Regions from separate parts of the Homo sapiens genome. Here region 1 is linked to region 2. Evidence: chromatin loops called from intact Hi-C (ENCODE). Cell type or tissue: ascending aorta. All regions are shown on one strand. Links, peaks and the distances in the headings refer to the core of each region. The heading gives the core; the rest is flanking DNA.

Evidence for each region. A loop is a pair of places that touch in the nucleus more often than their neighbours do. Peaks named below come from ENCODE experiments on the same cell type or tissue, not always from the same donor. Only the 100,000 strongest peaks of a DNase experiment are listed, where the experiment ranks them.
Region 1: a loop joins it to region 2, with 4 times the contacts of the local background. A loop is called at or near these places in 2 of 110 quality-filtered maps.

The regions. Positions count from the first base shown.
Region 1 is chr16:89,197,773-89,207,423 of GRCh38, forward strand. SLC22A31 (solute carrier family 22 member 31) reads right to left here and starts at 2,765. Exons shown (of 9, transcript NM_001384763.1): 1 at 2,706-2,765; 2 at 1,941-2,044; 3 at 1,641-1,795; 4 at 1,251-1,419; 5 at 880-1,025; 6 at 670-778; 7 at 350-564. The coding sequence starts at 2,729. RefSeq lists enhancers at 1,045-1,668, 2,917-3,539 and a silencer at 3,832-3,921. In ascending aorta, for the core only: no CTCF peak of the experiment used is centred there; a DNase peak (open chromatin) is centred at 3,929; H3K4me3 peaks cover 1,618 bases; H3K27me3 peaks cover 3,145 bases.
Region 2 is chr16:89,139,980-89,149,630 of GRCh38, forward strand. ACSF3 (acyl-CoA synthetase family member 3) reads left to right here. Exons shown (of 11, transcript NM_001243279.3): 9 at 5,288-5,422; 10 at 5,959-6,070. Among named protein-coding and RNA genes, the nearest start is that of LINC00304, 14 kb to the right of the region's middle. In ascending aorta, for the core only: no CTCF peak of the experiment used is centred there; no DNase peak of the experiment used is centred there.

The DNA of each region.
Region 1 (9,651 bases), core at 664-8,663, 57 kb after region 2:
CATGTGGCTGGCCCTGAGTATATGGGCCCTCCCACACCAGTCCATGGCCGGCCTCGGCCACCTGGAACTCTGGGCAGAGCTTTTACCCAGCCCGGCCTCTTGACCTCTCATGCCTGTGCTGCACTCTGTGGCTGGGGCAGGTGTTTTAGGCTCAGACAGTTTCCTTACTTTAGGCCAGTCACAAAAGATCCTTTTGGGCCTTCCACAAGGATCAGAGGAAAACAAACAGCAGCTGGCCTTGGGCTGCCACCCCAGGCTGCTCCCCTGTCGGCACTATGGCCCCCTGGTGTGGCAGACCGTCGGCCCAAACACAATGGCTCCTGTATGGCCTGCGGGGCCCCAAGCTCACACTGGGCCCCAGCGAGGAGCAGCAGGGATGCCAGGCCTGTGACCATGGTGCCCAGCAGCAGCACGGGGCGGCGTCCACAGCAATCTGCCGTCAGGAGCAGGAAGACCAAGGCTGCCGCCTCCAGGCCGGCCTCCAGGAAGTAGGGCAGGTAGAAGGTCGGCACCTGAGGTGCCAGGCTGCGGCGGAAGCTAGCTCTGATGCCTCCACCAACCAGCCTGGGAGAGAGAGCAAATCTATGGGCCCAGCCAGAGCCGGGGACTCTGGGGACCATATGCCCACCCCGGGGGATGGTGCAGGACCCCAGCCCTTCCTCGACTCACGAGCTGAAGCCCAAGATAAGCCCGTTTCTCCAGGTGACTCGGGTACGCAGAAGCCCCAGTGGGGAGTGGTACCGGGGCTGGGGGCTCCGTGCAGACAGCATGGTCAGCTCTGTAGCCGCAGAGATGTGAGGGGAGGGGGGTGAGGAGCTGTGCCTCTCCGAAGCCCTCCTCCAGTACCTGAATCTCCCTCCTCCCTGGTAGGCGCCTGACCTGTAGCCAGGGAGTTCTCCTCCAAGGAACTGTCCCCGGGGCCCACGCCACTGGCTTCTGCAAAGCGCCACAGGATCTTCCTGGCTCGAGCTACCTGACCTGTGGCCAGCAGCCAGCAGGGAGACTCGGGGAACAGGGCCGGGAACCTGCAGCGTTGGTGAGGATGCCCACGGCTCCCTCCACCTCCTCCTGGAAGGAGAGGCAAAGGCCAGGGCCCCCACCCCACCCCCAGGCTCAGGGGCAGGACATCACTGTAGTTCTCTGTGACCCTGTAACCCATGCGTTTACCTGGCATGGGATACGTCGGTGCAGAGGGAAGCTACATAGTCAGCCCCGATGAGGGCTGCTGGCCCAGCTCCCACCACACTTACCCCCAAAAGAGCAGCAAGAGTCCACTCATCAGGGCACCCAGCCCCTGCAGAAGACGCCAGTCCTGCACAAGCGCAGCCAGGCCGGGCAGCAGCAGGGTGCCCACCACCGAGAAAAGGCCAGCCCCCATGGAGAAGGCCAGGCGGTGGGGAGGGTCACACAACTCCAGGCCTGGGCAGACACAGACAGGTTGAAGTGGAGGCCTCGGGGAGGACTGGAACAGTTCCATTGGGAACTGCGGGGACCTATTGGTGACCTGCCCAGGAGCGGGATGCCCAAGGGACTCACTGCTCACTGTCCCTGCAGCTCGGGGCCCTCGGCAAGGGAGCCTCAGAGGCCTGCGGGCCACCCACTGCCCCTCCCCCAGTGACAGCAGCCCCCAGGGTACTCACGAGCCAGATACAGGGCGAGGAGGGCCCCTGCCAATGTGCCCCCGTGGAGTAGGCGCAGGACCAGCAGGGTAGGGAAGCTGGCAGCCAGGGCCTCACTGGCCCCCAGGCCTGTGGTCAGCACCAGGGAGGCCACAAAAACTGCCCGGCGTCCAAACCTGGTGGGCAGCGGGGGACATGCTTGGACAGGGTCAGGATAACCCAGGGTCCAACCTTCATCCTGGCAGCACCAGGTCTAGCTGAACCCTGAGAGTGGGCGGAGGGGAGGGCTGCTGGGCAGCAGGAAAAGGGAAGGGGCCTCACCGGTCACAGCCTGCTCCCAGGATGACACAGCCCAGCAGCCAGCCCAGGAGGTGGCTCACCTGCTCCAGCGGGACCTTCCAGCCGTCTCCACACACAAGGTTCCACTATGGGGAACAGCAGCCACGTGGAGGCCAGCTCAGGACCCTCCCCTGGGGACAGGTGCAGGGAGTCCCAGAATGGCTACTGGAAGGGGCCCTCCATGTCCTGCTCAATCCCTCCGTGGAGAGAAGGGGAAACTGAGGCATGAGAGGGCAAGGGGCTTGGTCCAGGTCACACAGCAGCCTCTCTGGTCTCCGGCAGCCCCTGCACAGGGGTCGGGGGGATCTGCCCACCCTAAGTTTTCTGCTTGTCCCTAGATAGGGCCTCCCCCACCTCCGCACACCATTGCTCTTCCCCCACGGCCAGCTCTTGTCCGACCCGTTTCCACCTCCTATTCCGAGGGACCCCGGGGACACCCAGGGCCTTGGTGGCGTCATAGACACAGCCCCCACCCCAGCCGGCCAAGGGTCATAGCCATGACACAGGCCTAAGAAATGAACCCCAGCACCTGCGCTGGTACCCACGCCCTCCCTGCCCTGCCCATTTCAAGAGGGACTCGGGCAGCGGCTGGAGAGCTGTGCTCAGCGGCATTTCCCGGTGAGGCCCTTGACCCTTGACCTCAGCTCTGCGCCTCCCCCCACCCCTTCCGGTTCCTGGGTCTTCTTGGCAAGCTTAATCTACTGCTGGGGGCCGTGCTATGCCCGAGATTTTACTTTCAAACCTGACGTTTTGGGAAAGCTGATGGGGCATTCCTGGATCCAGGCACCAAACAGGAGGAGGGCAGGTGGGAGGTGGGAGGGAGCAGGGTGGAGAGAGAAGCCCGGCGGGTTCCAGGGCCCCAGGCAGCCCTTGTGAAGATGTGGCAACCCCGTTCCAGTTTCCACACTGGGGCCAGTCCTCCCAGGATGGGGGATGGGGGCCTCGGGGTAAAGGCTGCCTCAGGGGTGTGCAGGTCTCAGCCCCAGCGCGGAAAGGCATGAAAGGGGCCTGGAGGTCCCTGCCGCCCGCCTCCCCATCTCTTCTCACGCAGATCGTCAAGGTTTCCCTTCAGGCAATGCAGTCTCTAGCCCAGCCTCTGCGCACCTCACTGATGGGAAGCCCACCTTCCCCAGTCTGTGCTGACCACGTCAGTCCCTCCAAGCAGAGACTCTGCCTTGGAAAGCCAGCCCAAAGCCACGGTCTGCTGAAGACGCTGGTGGTCCTGAAGCAAATTCCAGGCCCTGCTCCCCCACCGGCGCCTTCGGCTCCAATCCTCCAGCGCCCCAGGCCGCCCCGCGCCTGGCAGCTCCCAGGCCCAGATTCAGCCCCCGCCCGGCCCCTCTCCGCGGGTCCGGCCCGTGCGCGCCCGTCTGCGGCACCGTCGGGCCGGCGGCCGCCCCGGAGCAGGAAGCCCAGGAGGACGGCCGGGGGGCCCGGGTCAGAGGCGCCAGGTAGGATGGAGAAAGGACACCCAGGGCCTCGGCGGGCTGGGGGCGGGGAGGGCTGCGGGGCAGCAGGGACGGGGGCGCACCTGGGTGACCGGGCTTTGCAGGAGGCCGGCGCCGGGCAGCGCGTAGAGCCAGCCGCGTGTGCAGGGCCGGGTGCCGTTGCGTGCGGGCGCGGGGCGCGGGCCCGGGGCGGGTGCAGGGCGCGGGATCGGGGTAGCGCAGGAGCAGGCAGGGGCTCGCGGCTCGCGTGGGCCCCAGGCGCGGGATGGCGGCGTCCAGCAGCGCGGGTCCGCGCAGGGCGCGCAGCGCTGGGGGCAACAGCGTGGGGTCCGGTCGGCAGTGGGGCGCGGGCTGCGCGGTAAGCAGCTCCTCGGAGCTCAGCACCAGCCCCAGCACTATGCAGGGTACCCACGAGGCGGAGGCCAGCAGGCGCCGGGCCCGGCCAAAGCCGCCCGCAGCTCTCAGCACCCGCGCCTCCTGCTCCATCGGTCGCAGGCTGCGCTCGGGACGGGGCGGGGCCTGGACCAGGGCGGGCTCCTGGGGCGGGGCTTTGGGGCGAGGCATTAAGGGGCGGAGCCTGAGTCCAGTGGAGGCGGGGTGTGGGGGCGGGCGGTGTGAGGGCGGGGCCTAAGGCGTAAAGGGGCGGGGCCCGATCTGGGGCATAGGGCGGGGAGGTTGAGGGGCGGGAAGGTTGAGAGGCGGGGCTTGCGGCCGAACCGCGAGGGGGCGGGGCCCCGTGAGGGCGGCACGTGGGGGCCGGGGGCGTGGCAGGGGCGTGGCCGGGAGCGCTCAGGTGCCCTCGCGGCGCAGGTGCACTCAGGTTGCCCGGGGGCGCGCGGGCTCCGGCCGGCGTCCCGGGGTGGTCCCCGCGTGGGGCCGGGGGCGTCCGCGCGGGCGGGGCGAGGTCGGGGAGGGCAGCCGCCCGCCCTCCTCGGCGCTGGGAGCTTTCGGCTGGTACTGCGGGAGGAGCTCCCGGGTGACCCGCGGGTTCTGAAACCGCCGCTCGGGAGCTCGGGGCCTGCGCTGCGTCTACGGGGCGAGCGAGGGAGAACTGACGCCTTTCGCCCGGATCCTTCTCCCCTTCCGAGAACCAGGTAGGTCGCGTTTATTTTCAAGTCCGACTGTTTTCGCGGTAACATTTGTGGGAAACATCACGGTGGATCCTGTGGGTCGCTGAGTTTTCTGACTCCCGGTTTGTCTTATTTTGCTTTGTCAGTGGGCTCTGCGCTCGCGTTAACAATTCGAATGGGCACGTTTCTGCGTTTCAGAACGCTGTTCGCTTCCTCACACTTAGATTGAGGTGGAACTCACGTCACATAAACCGGGTCGCAAGGCTCAGCTCAGCGGGGCCCCCCCAACAGTGTTGCGGGACCAGCACCTTCTCGGGCTCCGGAACAGCTTCTACCCGAGCAGAGCCCGCCCGTCGGCGGCCGCTCTCCGCGCCCCTCCAGGGCCCTGCAGCCCCCGCCCTGCTCCGCGGACCAGCCTGTTCTGACCTCCGTTCAATGGAGCCCTACGTGCTGTGGCCTTTTGTGTTCCGGCGTCTTTCGCTTAGAATCGCGTCTTCAAGGTTCGTCCCCGGTGGAGCGGGGATCAGACCCGCGTTCCTTTTCAGGAGTGAATAATATTCCGTGGATGGAGCCCACACGTTTCTCTCTTCCTCTGTTGATGGACAGTGGGTTGTTTCCACTTTTTGCCTTTTGCGTCCAGTGACACGATGAACATTTTCGTACAAGTATTTGGGTGCCTGTTTCCATTTATCTTTGGTGTATACCTAGGCATGAATAGCTGGGCCTTAGGGTGTGAACTGTTTGTGAAACCGCAGAACGGTTTTCCGCAGCGGCGGTTCGATTTCACCACCAGCAATACAGAAGGGTGCTCGTTCCCCGACATCCTTGCCAACACCCATGTTCCGGTTTGTTTCAGTTATTTTATTGTGATAAAGCACAACAAAATGTATCATCTTAACCATTTTAAGTGTGCAGTTCAGTGGTATCAAATACATTCACACTATGGTGCAGCCGTCACCCCCATCCAGCTCCTTAACTCTGTTCACCTTGTAAAACAGAAACTCGATGCCCGTTACATAGTAACTCCCCATAGCCCCTCCTCCTCGCCCCAGGGAACTAGCATTCTGTATTCTGTGTGTGATTTTGACTAAGCTAAGTATCTCTTAGAAGTGGAATCACACGGCATTTTTCTTTTTGTGAACGGTTTATTTCATTTGGCATAATGTCCTCAAGATTCATTCATATCTTTCCATATGTTAGAATTTCCTTCTTTTTAAAGGCAGAATAATACTCCATTGTATGGATATGTCACATTTGGTTTACCCATTCATCTGTTTCTGTAAACTAGGTTGCTTCCACCTTTTGGCAATTGTGAATAATGCTGTTATGAACATGAAATATAAATATCTCCTTGACACCCTGCTTTGAATTATTTTCAATGTATATACCTAGAAATGGAATTGCTGAATCAGAGGGTAGTTCTATTTTTAACTTTTTCAGGAATCACCATACTGTTTCTACAGTGACTGCACCATTGTACATTTCCAGCAGCAAGGTACCGATTTCTCCCATCCTCACCTACATTGTTATTTTCTGGGTTTTTTTGATGGTAGTCATCCTAATAATGGGTATGGGATGGTATTTCATTGTAGTTTTCATTTGCTTTTTCCTAATGATTAGTGATATTGAACATGTTTTCATGTGCTTATTGGTCATTTGTATATCTTCTTTGGAGAAATATCTGTCCAAGTCCTTTGCCCATTTTTGAATTGGGCTGTTCCTTTTTGTTGTTGTTGTTATTGAGCATTAGCAGTTCTCTCTTTGTTCTAGATATTAATCCATTATTATATATATGATTTCCAAATATTTTCTCCCATTCTGCGAGTAGCTCTTTTACTGTGTTGATATTGTCTTTTGATGCACAAAATTTTTTCATTTTCATGAAGGTCAGTCTGTTTTTCCTTTTCTGGCATGTGCCTTGGGTGTCATATCTGGGAAATCATTGCCAGGTCTCGTGTCATGAAGCTTTTGCCCTATGTTTGCTTCTAAGAGTGTTATAAGTTAAGGTCTTACATTAAGGTATTTGATCCGTTTTTAGGTAATTTTTGTATCTGGTGTTACGTAAGAGTACACCTGCATTCTTTTGCATGAAGATATTTCGTTTCCCCAGCACCATTTGTTGAAAAACCACTGTCCTTTCTTCATCGACTGGTCTCGGCACCCTTGTCAAAAATCGTTCGACCATATTGAGGAGTGTTCATTGCTGGGCTCTCTATTCTATTCCATTGGTCTAGATGGCTGTCTTCATGCCAGTACTACACTGTTTTGATTACTGAAGATTTTTTTTTTTTTTTTTTTAGAAAGAGTTTCACTCTTGTTGCCCAGGCTGGAGTGCAATGGCGTGATCTTGGCTCACCGCAACCTCTGCCTCCCAGGCTCAACCAATTCTCCTGCCTCAGCCTCCCAAGTAGCTAGGATTACAGGCATGCGCCACCACGCCTGGCTAAATTTTGTGTTTTTAGTAGAGACCGGGTTTCTCCATATTGGCCAGGCTGGTCTCAAACTCCCAACTTCAGGTGATCCACCCGCCTCGGCCTCCCAAAGTGCTGGGATTACAGGCGTGAGCCACTGCACCCAACCCAATTACTGAAGATTTTAGGTGAGTTTTTTCTTTTCTTTTTTCTTTTTCTCTTGGAGACAGATTCTCGCTCTGTCACCCAGGCTGGAGTACAGCAGTGTGATCCTGGCTCACTGCAACCTCTGCCTCCCGGGTTCAAACGATTCTCCTGCCTCAGCCTGCCGAGTATCTGGGACTACAGGCACGTGCCACCAAGCACAGTTAATTTTTTGTATGTTGGTAGAGACGAGGTTTCACTGTGTTGCCCAAGCTGGTCTCAAACTCCTGAGCTCAGACAATCCACCCGCCTCAGCCTCCCAAAGTGCTAGGATTACAGGCATGAACCACTGTGCCCGGCCTGAAGTAAGTTTTGAAATCGGGAACTGTGAGTCCTCCAGCTTTGTCCCACGTAGCTGGGACTACAGGTGCCCACCACCACGCCCAGCTAATTTTTTTGTATTTTCAGTAGAGACGGGGTTTCACCGTGTTAGCCAGGATGGTCTCGATCTCCTGACCTTGTGATCCGCCCAGCTTGGCCTCCCAAAGTGCTGGGATTACAGGAGTGAGCCACCGCGCCCAGCCCAGCTTTGTTCTTTTTAAAAATTATTTTGACTATTTGGGGTTCCACAAGGTTCCATATGAATTTTTTTTTTTTTTTTTTTTTTTTTGAGACGGAGCCTCGCTCAGTTGCCCAGACTGGAATGCAATGGCGCGATCTCGGCTCACTGCAAGCTCCGCCTCCTGGGTTCACGCCATTCTCCTGCCTCAGCCTCCCGAGTAGCTGGGACTATAGGAGCCCGCCACTACGCCCAGCTAATTTTCTTGTAGTTTTAGTAGAGACGGGGTTTGACCGTGTTAGCCAGGATGGTCTTGATCTCCTGACCTCGTGATCCGCCCGCCTCGGCCTCCCACAGTGCTGGGATTACAGGCGGGAGCCACCGCGCCTGGCCCCCACAGTGCTGGGATTACAGGCGTGAGCCACCGCGCGCGGCCTATGTGAGTTTTTAAATGAATTTTTCTGTAACAACAATGTCAGTGGGACTTTGATACGAATTCCCTATCAAAATGTTTTGATAGAAGAATTAATACTGTTTTGAATTAATCAAAATTGATTGCACTGAATCTGCAGATTTATATGGGCAGTGTTGACATTTTTAACAATATTAATTCTTCTAATCCATGAACATGGGATGTGTTTTCATTTGTTTATGCTTTCTTTAATTTTTTGTAGATTTTTATTGCACAATTCTTTTACCTCCTTGGTTAAGTTAGTTATTAAGTATTTTATTATTTTATTATTTTATTATTTTTCTTTGAGATGGAGTCTCGCTCTGTCACCCAGGCTGGAGTGCAGTGGCCGCCATCTCGGCTCACAGCAACCTCCGCCTTCCAGGTTCAAGTGATTCTCCTGCCTCAGCCTCCCGAGTAGCTGGGACTACAGGCACCTGCCACCAAACCCGGCTAATTTTTTGTATTTTTAGTAGAGACGGAGTTTCCCTGTGTTAGCCAGGATGGTCTTGATCTCCTGACCTCATGATCCATCCACCTCGGCAGTATTTTATTCTTTTACTTTTATTTTTTCAGATAGAGTCTTGCTCCGTCACCCAGGCTGGAGTACAGTGGCACCATCTTGGCTCACTGCAACCTCTGCCTCCCGGGTTCAAGCAATTCTCCTGCCTCAACCTCCCAACTAGCTGAGATTACAGGCGCCTGCCACCATACCTGGCTAATTTTTTTGTATTCGTAGTAGAGATGGGGTTTCAACATGTTGGCCAGGCTGGTTTTGAACTCCTGACCTCAAGTGACCCGCCTGCCTTGGCCTTCCAAAGTGTTGGGATTACAGGCGTGAGCCATCACACTTGGCCAAGATGCTATTGTGAGTAGAATTATTTCCGTAAATGCTTTTTTAGATTGTTAATTGATAGTATATAGAAATGCACTGGTTTTGCATTTTGACATTGTATCCTGCTACTTTGCTGAATTCATTTATTAGTTCGAACACATTCTGTCTGTGTGTGTAATCTTCAAGGATTTCCCGTATATAAGATCATATCCTCTGCGAACAGATGATTTTACTTCTTGCTTTCCAATTTGGGTGGCTTTTATTGTATTTTCTTCCCGAATTGCTCTGGTCAGAACTTCCAGTACTATGCTGAGTCCAAGTGGTGAAAGCCAGCAACCTTGCCTCGTTTCTTATCCTAAAGGAAAAGTTTATTCTTTCACCATTCTGTAAGACGGTTGCTTTGGGTTTTTCATATATGACTTTTTTTTTTTTTTTTTTTTCTTTTCGAGACAGAGTCTCGCTCTGTCGCCCAGGCTGGAGTGCCATGGCGCGATCTTGGCTCACTGCAATCTCAGCCTGCCAGGTTCAAACGATTCTCCTGCTTCAGCCTCCCGAGTAGCTGGGACTACAAGTGCCTACCACCATGCTCAGCTAATCTTTTGTATTTTTAGTAGAGATGGGGTTTCACCGTGTTAGCCAGGATGGTCTCAATCTCCTGACCTCATGATCAGCCCACCTCGGCCTCCCAAAGTGCTAGGATTACAGGCATGAGCCACCACGTCCGGCCTATTTTGTTGGTTTTTATGTTAATGTTCGTAAGGGATATTAGTCTCTA
Region 2 (9,651 bases), core at 1,211-9,210:
AAGGTCACGGAGCTGCCGGGTGAGCGCTGAGCCCAGGTCAGGGAGTTGGGTCTCAGGCCGTCACTGGGACTCCCTCTGCCTTCAAGAAGCCTCTTTCACCCTTGGCCCACAGAGGAGACCTGGATGGCACTGGGGTCCAGGTGCAGAAGCCTCCAGTGTCCACGGGCACCTGAGCTTCCAGCACCTTCCCTCCTGCTGGGCGGTGGCCTGTGCCTGGCCGCAATGGAGGCCGCCTTCCCCACTGCCCCTCTGAGCCTCAGTCTGTCCTCCCTGCAGCCACCTCCCCTGGCCAGGTGCCCCGGGGTAACTGGTGGAGGCTTTCACGTAACTTGGTTTCCAGCTGCCTCTGTACACACACAGGCACCTGTTCCAGGCTTGGCCTCTCTGTACACACACACGGGCACCTGTTCCAGGCTTGGAGGCTGAGAACTTGGGGGCAGAGATCTCAGGGCATCGGCTTGGGCGGGGTCCTTGGGCAGGGCCTTGGGCTTCCCTCGGCACTTTCCTCAAGGACTGGGGCCAAGCTTCACATTCTGTTGCTGGCATCAGTGCCATTTGGGAGCAAAAGTCCGACAGGCTGGGTCTGGGCCTCTCTTCACCTTGTTTCCTGGGATCGCGCTTTGGGTGCTGGTGTCACTCCAGATCCAGGCTCGGGAACCACATCTGCACAGCAGAACAGGCGCTGTTCTTATCTTGCGTGCGGGTCAGGACATCCCCCCGGCCAGGAGTGCTTCCTCCGAGGCCCACAGACAAGTTCTCGCTGGGGGACTGGGGACCACAGCACCTCACTCCACCTACACTCTAGAGAATTCAAATCTGAGTATTGGAAGATTTATTTTCAGTTACAGTGGAAGGCAGAGACATGAAATAGCACCAAATTCAAAAGCAGCTCATAAATCCAGGTAATAGGAGTTTATTGATTGCTACATTGTATCTGTCAGAAGAAAACTCCTTTAATGAACACATCAGGCCGAGGACATACACAGCCCATTGGCAGCCGACTCCGATTCCAGAATCGATGCATTTTGATAAATAGGTTGTTATGGAAAGTAAAGGTTATTTAACTTGTTTGACTTGCATTTCACAGTGATCGCAAGTTGCCCTGGAGCCCTCTGAACCTTCTGAGTCGCCCTCGCTGCCGCAGGACCTCCTCCCGCGGGGTGTCCGACCCGCTCTTGCTTGGCTGAGACTTTGTTTAAACCCTGGCTCCGATGCCTCTGAGCCCTTGATAGCAGCGTCCCAGCCTGGAAGAACAAAACCAGCCACTTTTCCCCTTGGCAAAGGCACAGCAAGGCGGGTGAGGCGGGCGCTGAGTAGTCTGGGAATGGGCAGGGAGATGTCGACCCTCGGAGCTGAGACTGCTCTGTGCTGAGAAGCTAGAACAAAGCCTGACATGTTCCAAGGGGCAAGCTCAGGGCTGGGAGGGAAGCAGCGGGGCCGCCCCTTTGGGTGGGGGTGCCCAGGCCTTGCAGACAAGACACTGGCCAGAGGAGGTGGAGCAGGGGTACTGGGGCAGAGGGGCCATGTTTGTGCAGCAGGATGGACCCTGGAGGGCCCCGGCCTAGAGGGGGCCTTTGCCAGGAAGATGCCAGGAACGTCCAGGCCAAGGCGTCCGGGCAAAGGCATCCAGGCCCGGGAGACGCATGTGGGACTTGGGCTTTCCTCTGTGGGCAGTGGGAAGTCTCTCCCTACCCCTGGAAGGAGCTCCAGGCAGCAGTGAGGATGGGGATTCTGACACTGGAGTGGGGAGCCGGCCCTGTGGTGCTGGCTGGGCTGAGAGCGGCACCACCTTCTGATGCCCAGGGTGGGAAGGACACACGACTGCCACCATGCACTGAGGGCCCTGCACGCCACACACGTGCTCTGAGCACTGAGGGTCCCCTCATGCCACGCACAAGTTCTGGGCACAGAAGCACCTCTCAGAATCATCCCCGAGACAGGCGTCCATCACAGAGACAGGTCTCAGTCCTGCACTGATTGGCTTCGCCCAGTGCTGCTGGGGGAGTCTCAGACACAGCCTTTTTCCGACAGGTATAGCTGCCACTTTCTCCGGCACAGAAGCCTGGGGCCCTGGGAATGGCACCATGTTGCGCGCCGACCCCTACGGTTCTTCCCTCCGCATGGCTCAGTGGAAACCGTGCGTGCAGCACAGCAGGCAGCTGGGGCCTGTGACGACCCTGGGGTTGGAGGCCAGGCAGGGCTATCACTGAGAAGCAGGGATTTGGGGCCTGGGGCCCAGGGAATGGACAACTCCCCAAGCTGCCCCCACCAGTCCTTCCTGAGCACTGGCTCTGGAAGAAGCATCTCGGGGCAGAGGCAGCCAGGCCCAGGCAGGGAGAGACCCCCAAACAAGGCCTACAGCAGGGTCTCAGGGCCTGACCATGCCAGAAACAGCCCAGAGCCAGAGAGGATGGGCAGATACTCAGTGCCACCACTCCTGGGAGATCTCAGCACCAGGGCTTCGACCTCTGGGGATACACACCCACACCTGCTGAGATATAACACATCTGCAGAGACACAGCCACGCCTGCAGAGACATACCCACACCTGCAGACACACCCACACCTGCAGACACACCCACACCTGCAGACACACCCACACCTGCAGAGACACAGCCACACCTGCAGACACACCCACACCTGCAGACACCTACACCTGCAGGCACACCCACACCTGCAGACAGAGCCACACCTGCAGAGACACCCTCACCTGCAGAGATACAGGCACACCTGCAGAGACACAGCCACACCTATAGACACACCCACACCTGCAGAGACACACCCACACCTACAGAGACACCCACACCTGCAGACACACCCACACCTGCAGACACACCCACACCTAAGGAGACGGGGTCTCGCAGTGGGCGGAGAGGTTGGGTCTTGCATCTAATCAGCCATTGATGGGCCTCTCCTGTGAAGGGCACTCATTCCTTGTATTCATAAATTAAGCTCATGTGAGTTTGTTCTTTAACAAGTTATTGCGCGATCATAATCCATTGCCGACGTTGGCGTGACTCACCATGTCATGAGCCCACTCGGGGCTGGTGCTGCTGGAGATGGGGAAGAAAATTGCTCCATAAACCAAAAAGCAACATTTTAAAACTTATAAAAAAGATTCGCAGGAAATTAGAAATAACACACAGGGGTTCCTTGTGCCGTCCCCCCAGTTTCTCCCAGCATCAGCCTGGTGTGTAACGGTGGTACATCCTCAGTGCCGTGCGTAGCTTTGGTGCAGTCTCAGCCCCGTGCGTAGCTGTGGTGCAGCCTCAGCCCCGTGAGTAACTGTGGTGCATCCTTGGAGCCAGGACACAGGCAGCTCAAGAGGGTGCCGGGGACTTGTCAGCCTTGGGGGCAGGCAGTGATGGCCTCTCCGGCAGGACCAGAGCAGGGCAGTGGCTCCATGCTGCGCTGGGTCTCTGGGTGGTGCAGGCCAGGGTGGAGCCAGGCCAGAAGCTGTATGGAGGGCCCTGAGCACCTGGCAGCCTCCCTGGTGTCAGCAGCTGTGGCATCCGTGGGGCAGGAGCAGCCTGGACGGGGTGGCTCGGTGCGATTAAGAGATGCTATTGGAAGATTGGTGGCTGTCTGGTCCAGAGGGGACACACAAGCCAGGCTGCACAGCAGGAGCAGGAGCCATGGCGGGTCCCACGGGACTTGGGACAGGCTGTGTCCAACCCCGCCCACAGCCCAACCTGCACACCCCCTTCCAGCCGCCCAGACTACCCCAGGGGCGCAGTGAGACCACTCTCCTGTCGGGGAGCCTCTGGTTTTTCTGCTACCCATCAGCACAGAGTTCCAGAGTTCCAGAGCTCCATAAATAAGCCTGGAGCCCACCTGGGCACACCCATCCGTCTTGTTTAATAGACTGAGGAGCACGCCATGGGTCTCAAGGAGTGGTGAGGTGGATGGATGGGGCCTTTCTGCGTCCAACAGCATGATGTATAATGAAGTATTTATGATTTATTCCAGCTAATAACCCATGTGGAGTGCAGGGTATGTGGAAGCAGACAGTTGAGGCCTCAGCACTGCCCTTACATGCCCTGCATGCTCCCACAGCCACGGCACACATGTGTGCGTGCACATGCTCACAGTCACGCATACCGCGCCCTCCCAGCTGCACACACGCTCGCAGGCACGCACACTATGGGCCCATGCGTCATGAGACAGCTTCGGGCTGGGAGTACAGGCTCTGAGGCTGCAGCCCGCTCTTCCCGACTCCCCACCCTCAGTGGCTGGTGGTGTCTGTGTTGAGCTACTCGAGAAAGGAAGAAAACGAAGGAAGCTTGGTTCCCACAGGAGCTCCAGGAACTGCACGGGGAGGAGCAAGGGCCACGTCGTGGCTTTGCCTTAGGAAGGAAAACGTGGGGCAGCCCCGGCCATTGTTCTAGGACCAGCATGGTCAGGTGTGGAGGGCACAAGATGGGCACCAGCAGGAGGCTCCAGGCACCCAGGAAAGGCCCTGTCCTCCTCAGCCACCAGCCCCTCCCTGTGGCCTCTGCGTGGGCCTTGGTGCCTCTCCCATCCAGAGGGGCTGGGCATTCACTGCTGGAGCCCACCGTGGTGGGATGTTGTAATGTGTCTGGTTCACTTCTTTTACTGAATATTTGGCCTGGATTCTTTTGTGGGCCTGAGAGAAATGGCAGGACAGGGCCTGGTGGGCCTCGGCCCCTCTCCCAGAGCAGCCTGCCTGCATGAGGGGCGGCCCCTCTATGCTGCAGTCCCAGGGGCTCCGTCTGGGGGCCCTTGCAGCAGTAGCAGCACAGCCAGGAGGCCCAGCACACCCTGGCACCCATCCTGAGGGAGGGTAAAGCATCAGACCCTGTGCTTGTTGCTCAGAAAAGGCCACGCATCCCACCCATGGCCAGTGGTTATCAATCACTGTCACAGAAACAGGGCCTGAGCCGGCTTCCTAATGCAGGGTGTCTGCAGACCACAGGCCCAGCAGGGCTTCTGGCACCTCCTGCTCCTGGCAGGCTCTGGACCCACTGCTGACCTGCCCCTGGAGGAAGTGCATACAGCTGAGCATGGGGAAGGGACCCCACAGGAAGGGCAGACCCCACATCATGGGCACAGTCCCACCTTGGGACGCACGTCGTGACCACCAGGAATGTGGGCTTACCTGGCATAGCTGTTTCTCCGTTGGGGTTGCCACAGGGTAGTAACCAGAGCCCCCTTTCCTCAGAGGACACCGTGGTGTTTAAGGACGGCCAGTTAACCAGAGCCCCTTTTCCTCAGGGGACACCGTGGTGTTTAAGGATGGCCAGTTAACCAGAGCCCCTTTTCCTCAGGGGACACCGTGGTGTTTAAGGATGGCCAGTACTGGATCCGAGGCCGGACCTCAGTGGACATCATCAAGACTGGAGGCTACAAGGTCAGCGCCCTGGAGGTGGAGTGGCACCTGCTGGCCCACCCCAGCATCACAGGTGCGTGGCCGGACTTGGGCCAGGGAGGCCAGGCTAGACGGGTGCTGCCTTCCATGTTTGAGTTTTAGACGACTGCAGATGAGTCGACGCCGTCCCAGCTGCCTGCAGGGGTCCCTGTGATGCTCACCTCTGGTCCCTGCCCTGGCCAGGGAACATGGGGCTAGTGGGGGTGCAGCCTGCTCGGTGTTGGAGCCACTGACCCCGTGCCCACCAGAGCTCCCAGGCCTGGCCGGGCGCAGCTCCCATCTGCATGATTCCCCTGCAGGAAGGTGGCAGGGAGAGTGCAGAGAGCCAAGGGGCGGGAAGGCAGAGCCCCTGTGAGTGCCCAGTCCCCAGATCCACCGTGGGGAGCCCGTCCTCACTCCCCTCCCCACAGGCCCAGCCAGCACCAGGACGAGTGATTGGAGTGGGGCCTGTCCAAGGACGGGCTCCAGGGCTGCGGCCAGACTGCGCTCTTCCTGTGTGTCCAGGCACTCTTCGGCCTGTAAGGGTCACTGAGGCATCCCCATGTTCTCAAACTGTTCTTCTATCCGCAGATGTGGCTGTGATTGGAGTTCCGGATATGACATGGGGCCAGCGGGTCACTGCTGTGGTGACCCTCCGAGAAGGACACTCACTGTCCCACAGGGAGCTCAAAGAGTGGGCCAGGTAGGGCTGGGTGGGGCGGGCAGGGAGCACTCATGGGGTCTTGGGGGTCCAGTCTTGAGGGCCACCCTAGGTATTGGCATCGTCCGTCTTAGAGGTGGAGATGAGGGATCAAGAAAGACCAGCAGTGAGGGTCCTTAGAGACCTGAAGGCCGCACACAGCAGGTAGAGACGAGGGCAGGGGGCAGGAGCCGTGCTCAGATTTGACTTGGTGGCAATATTCCGAGGGGGCAGAAACTCACATTCCTGGGACAGGGCCCTGTACGGCCTGTGGTGGGTTCCGTCCTGGTCCCAGGAGAGATCCCGGATGAGCCAGGCCAGGCCCATGCAGGAGGTGCATGGAGCTGAGATCCAGGGTTGACACCAGCTGGCCGCACGCGCTGGGCCCTTCCCCGCCAGGCCACAGGCAGCCTGTCCACCTGCCGCCCCAAAGCCAGTGCTGGGCCCCAGCAGAACTGCAAGGCCCACCCATTCTCCGTCGGCACCTGCACGGCCTCTCCCTCTCCTGCCCTGGGGGTGGGTCCTGAAGGTGCCTCACACACCTCCAGTCAGTTCCACGGAGACCCCAGCACCATCACCATCCCCTCAGTCATTTCACTTTCCCCTCCATGTCCAGGGCAGGGCCTGTTCCTCAGCGGTGGCCACCACCCAGTCCTTAAACTCACCTGCATTTTTTGTTTTGCCTTTACCTTACCCAGAACCTTTCCCCAAGGACTTTCTCCCACCTGTCTCACCCCCAGTGGTTTCTGATGCATGGGATCCACAGACCCTCCACTTTTGCCAGCAGTGGTGGTGGTCACGCCCAGGGCTGAACCTGAGCTATGGCCTTGTCAAAGGCCGTCAGGACGGAAGGGTATCCCATAGGACCGTCAGGGCAGAGCCAGGCTGAGCTCAGAAAGGAAGCTTTTAGTTTCACCTACAGTAATTTCTTTTGTTTTTTTAATTTATAAAGAAACGGGGTATAATTGGCTCATGGTTCCACAGGCTATACAGGAAGCGTGGCTGGGGAGGCCTCAGGAAACTTACAGTCATGGCAGAAGGCAAAGGGGAAACAGGCACATCCTACATGGCCGGAGCAGGAGGGAGGAGGGAGGAGCCACAGAGTGAGTGAGGGAGGAGGGAGGGTCCACAGAGGGAGGGAGGGTCCACAGAGTGAGTGAGAGAGGAGGGAGGGTCCACAGAGTGAGTGAGGGAGGAGGGAGGGGTCACAGAGTGAGTGAGGGAGGAGGGAGGGGCCACAGTGTGAGTGAGGGAGGAGGGAGGGGTCACAGAGTGAGCAAGGGGGGGAGGGGCCACAGAGTGAGCGGGGGAGGGGCCACAGAGTGAGTGAGGGAGGAGGGAGGGGTCACAGAGTGAGTGAGGGAGGAGGGAGGGGTCACAGAGTGAGTGAGGGAGGAGGGAGGGGTCACAGAGTGAGTGAGGGAGGAGGGAGGGTCCACAGAGTGAGTGAGGGAGGAGGGAGGGGTCACAGAGTGAGCGGGGGGGGGGGGAGGGGCCACAGAGCGAGGAGGGGGTGGGAGGAGCCACAGAGCGATGGGAGAGGGAGGTGCCACGCACTCTCAAACATGCAGGTCTTGTGAGAACTCACTCACTAGCACGAGAACAGCAAGGGGAAAATCCACCCCTGTGATGCAGTCACCTCCCACCAGGTCGCTCCTCCAACAGCGGGGATCACAATTCAACATGAGATTTGGGTGGGGACACAGATCCAAACCATATCGTTCCTCCCTGGCCCCTCCCAAATCTTACGTCCTTTTTACATTGCAAAATACAATCCTACTTCCCAACAGTCCCCCAAGTCTTCACTCATTTCAGCATTAATTCAGAAGTCCACAGTCCAAAGTCTCGTCTGAGACAAGGCAAGTCCTTTTCACCTATGAGCCTGTAAAATCAAAGACAAGTTACTTCCCAGATACAGTGGGGGTGCAGGCATTGGGTAAATACACCAGTGCCAAAAGAGAGCCGCCAGCCAAAACAAAGGGGCTGCGAGCCCCAGGCAGGTCCAAAACCTAGCAAGGCAGTCACTGAATTGTTTTTTGGTTTCTTCTTTTTTGGTTTTTTTTTTTTTTTTTTTTTGAGACGGGGTCTTGCTCTGATGCCCAGGCTGGAGTGCAGTGGCATGATCTCAGCTTACTATAGCCTCTGCCTGCAAGCAATTCTCCTACCTCAGCCTCCCTAAGTAGCTGGGACTATAGGCATGCACCACCACACCCAGCTAATTTTTGTATTTTTTAGTAGAGATGGGGTTTTGCCATGTTGTCCAGGCTGGTCTCGAACTCCTGACCTCAAGTGATCCACCTGCCTCAGATTCCCAAAATGCTGGAATTACAGGCGTGAGCAACCCCACCCAGCCCAATAAATCTTAAAGCCCCAAAATAATCTCCTAAGACCCATGTCTCACATCCAGGCTACACTGATGCATGGAGGTGGCTCCCAAGGCCATGGGTATCTCTGCTCCTGTGGCTCTGTAGGGTACAGCCCCCATGCTGCTTTCATAGGCTGCTGTTGTGTGCCTGCAACTTTTCTAGGTGCACCACACAGTGCAAGCTGTCGGTGGGTTATTCTGGGGTCTGGAGAACGGTGGCCCTCTTCTCACAGCTGCAGTAGCCAGGGCCCCACTGGGGACTCTGTGTGGGGGCTCCAACCCCATCTTTCTCCTCTTCACTGCCCTGGAGCAGTGGCCTGAGCTCTATCTGGAGCCCTTTTAGCCCCAGAGCAACAGGGATGCAGGGGCCAGTGTCCCTCAGGGCAGTGGCCCACAAAACCATTCTTCCCTCCGAGGCCTCCAGGCCTATGATGAGAGGCACTTCCATGAAGGTCTCTGACACGCCTAGAGACATTTTCCTCATTGTCTTGGCGATTAATATTCAGCTCCTCTTTACTTACGCACATTTCTGCAGCCAGCTTGAATTCCTCCCCAGAAAATTGTTTGTTTGTTTGTTTTCTACCATGTGATCAGGCTGCAAATTTTCCAAATTTTATGCTCTGCTTACCTTTTAAATCTAAGTTCCGGTTTCAGGTCATCTCTTTGCTCATGCTTAACAAAAGCAATCTTTGCTCCAGTTCCCAATAAGTTCCTCATCTCCCTCCGAGTCTACCTCAGCCTGGACTTCATTGTCCATATCGCTATTAGCATTTTAGTCACAACAATTTAACAAGTCTTTAGGAAGTTCCAAACTTTCCCTCATCTTCCTGTCTTCTTCCGAGCTCTCCAAATCGTTCCAGCCTCTGCCTGTTACCCAGTTCCAAAGCTGCTTCCACATTTCCAGATGTCTTAACAGCAGTGCCCCACTTCCCTGTACCAGTTTTCTGTGTTAGTCCAGTCTTGCATTGCTATAAATGAAGCCAGATTTTTCTCAGCCACTTTGCCAACCGGGGACCTCCGTGGCTGGTGACACCCCCAACCCAGGCCTGCCACAGAAGGCACCCACACACTCGACCCACTGGGCCATGCTTGGCTTATGCACTGGCTCAGCCCACCTGTGTTATAGCTTATACCTGCATTCATCGGTTCCCAAGTTCTTGTCCCGCGTCCAAGAAGAATGAGGTTACACTGACAATTCAAAGGGTGAGGAGAGTGGAGA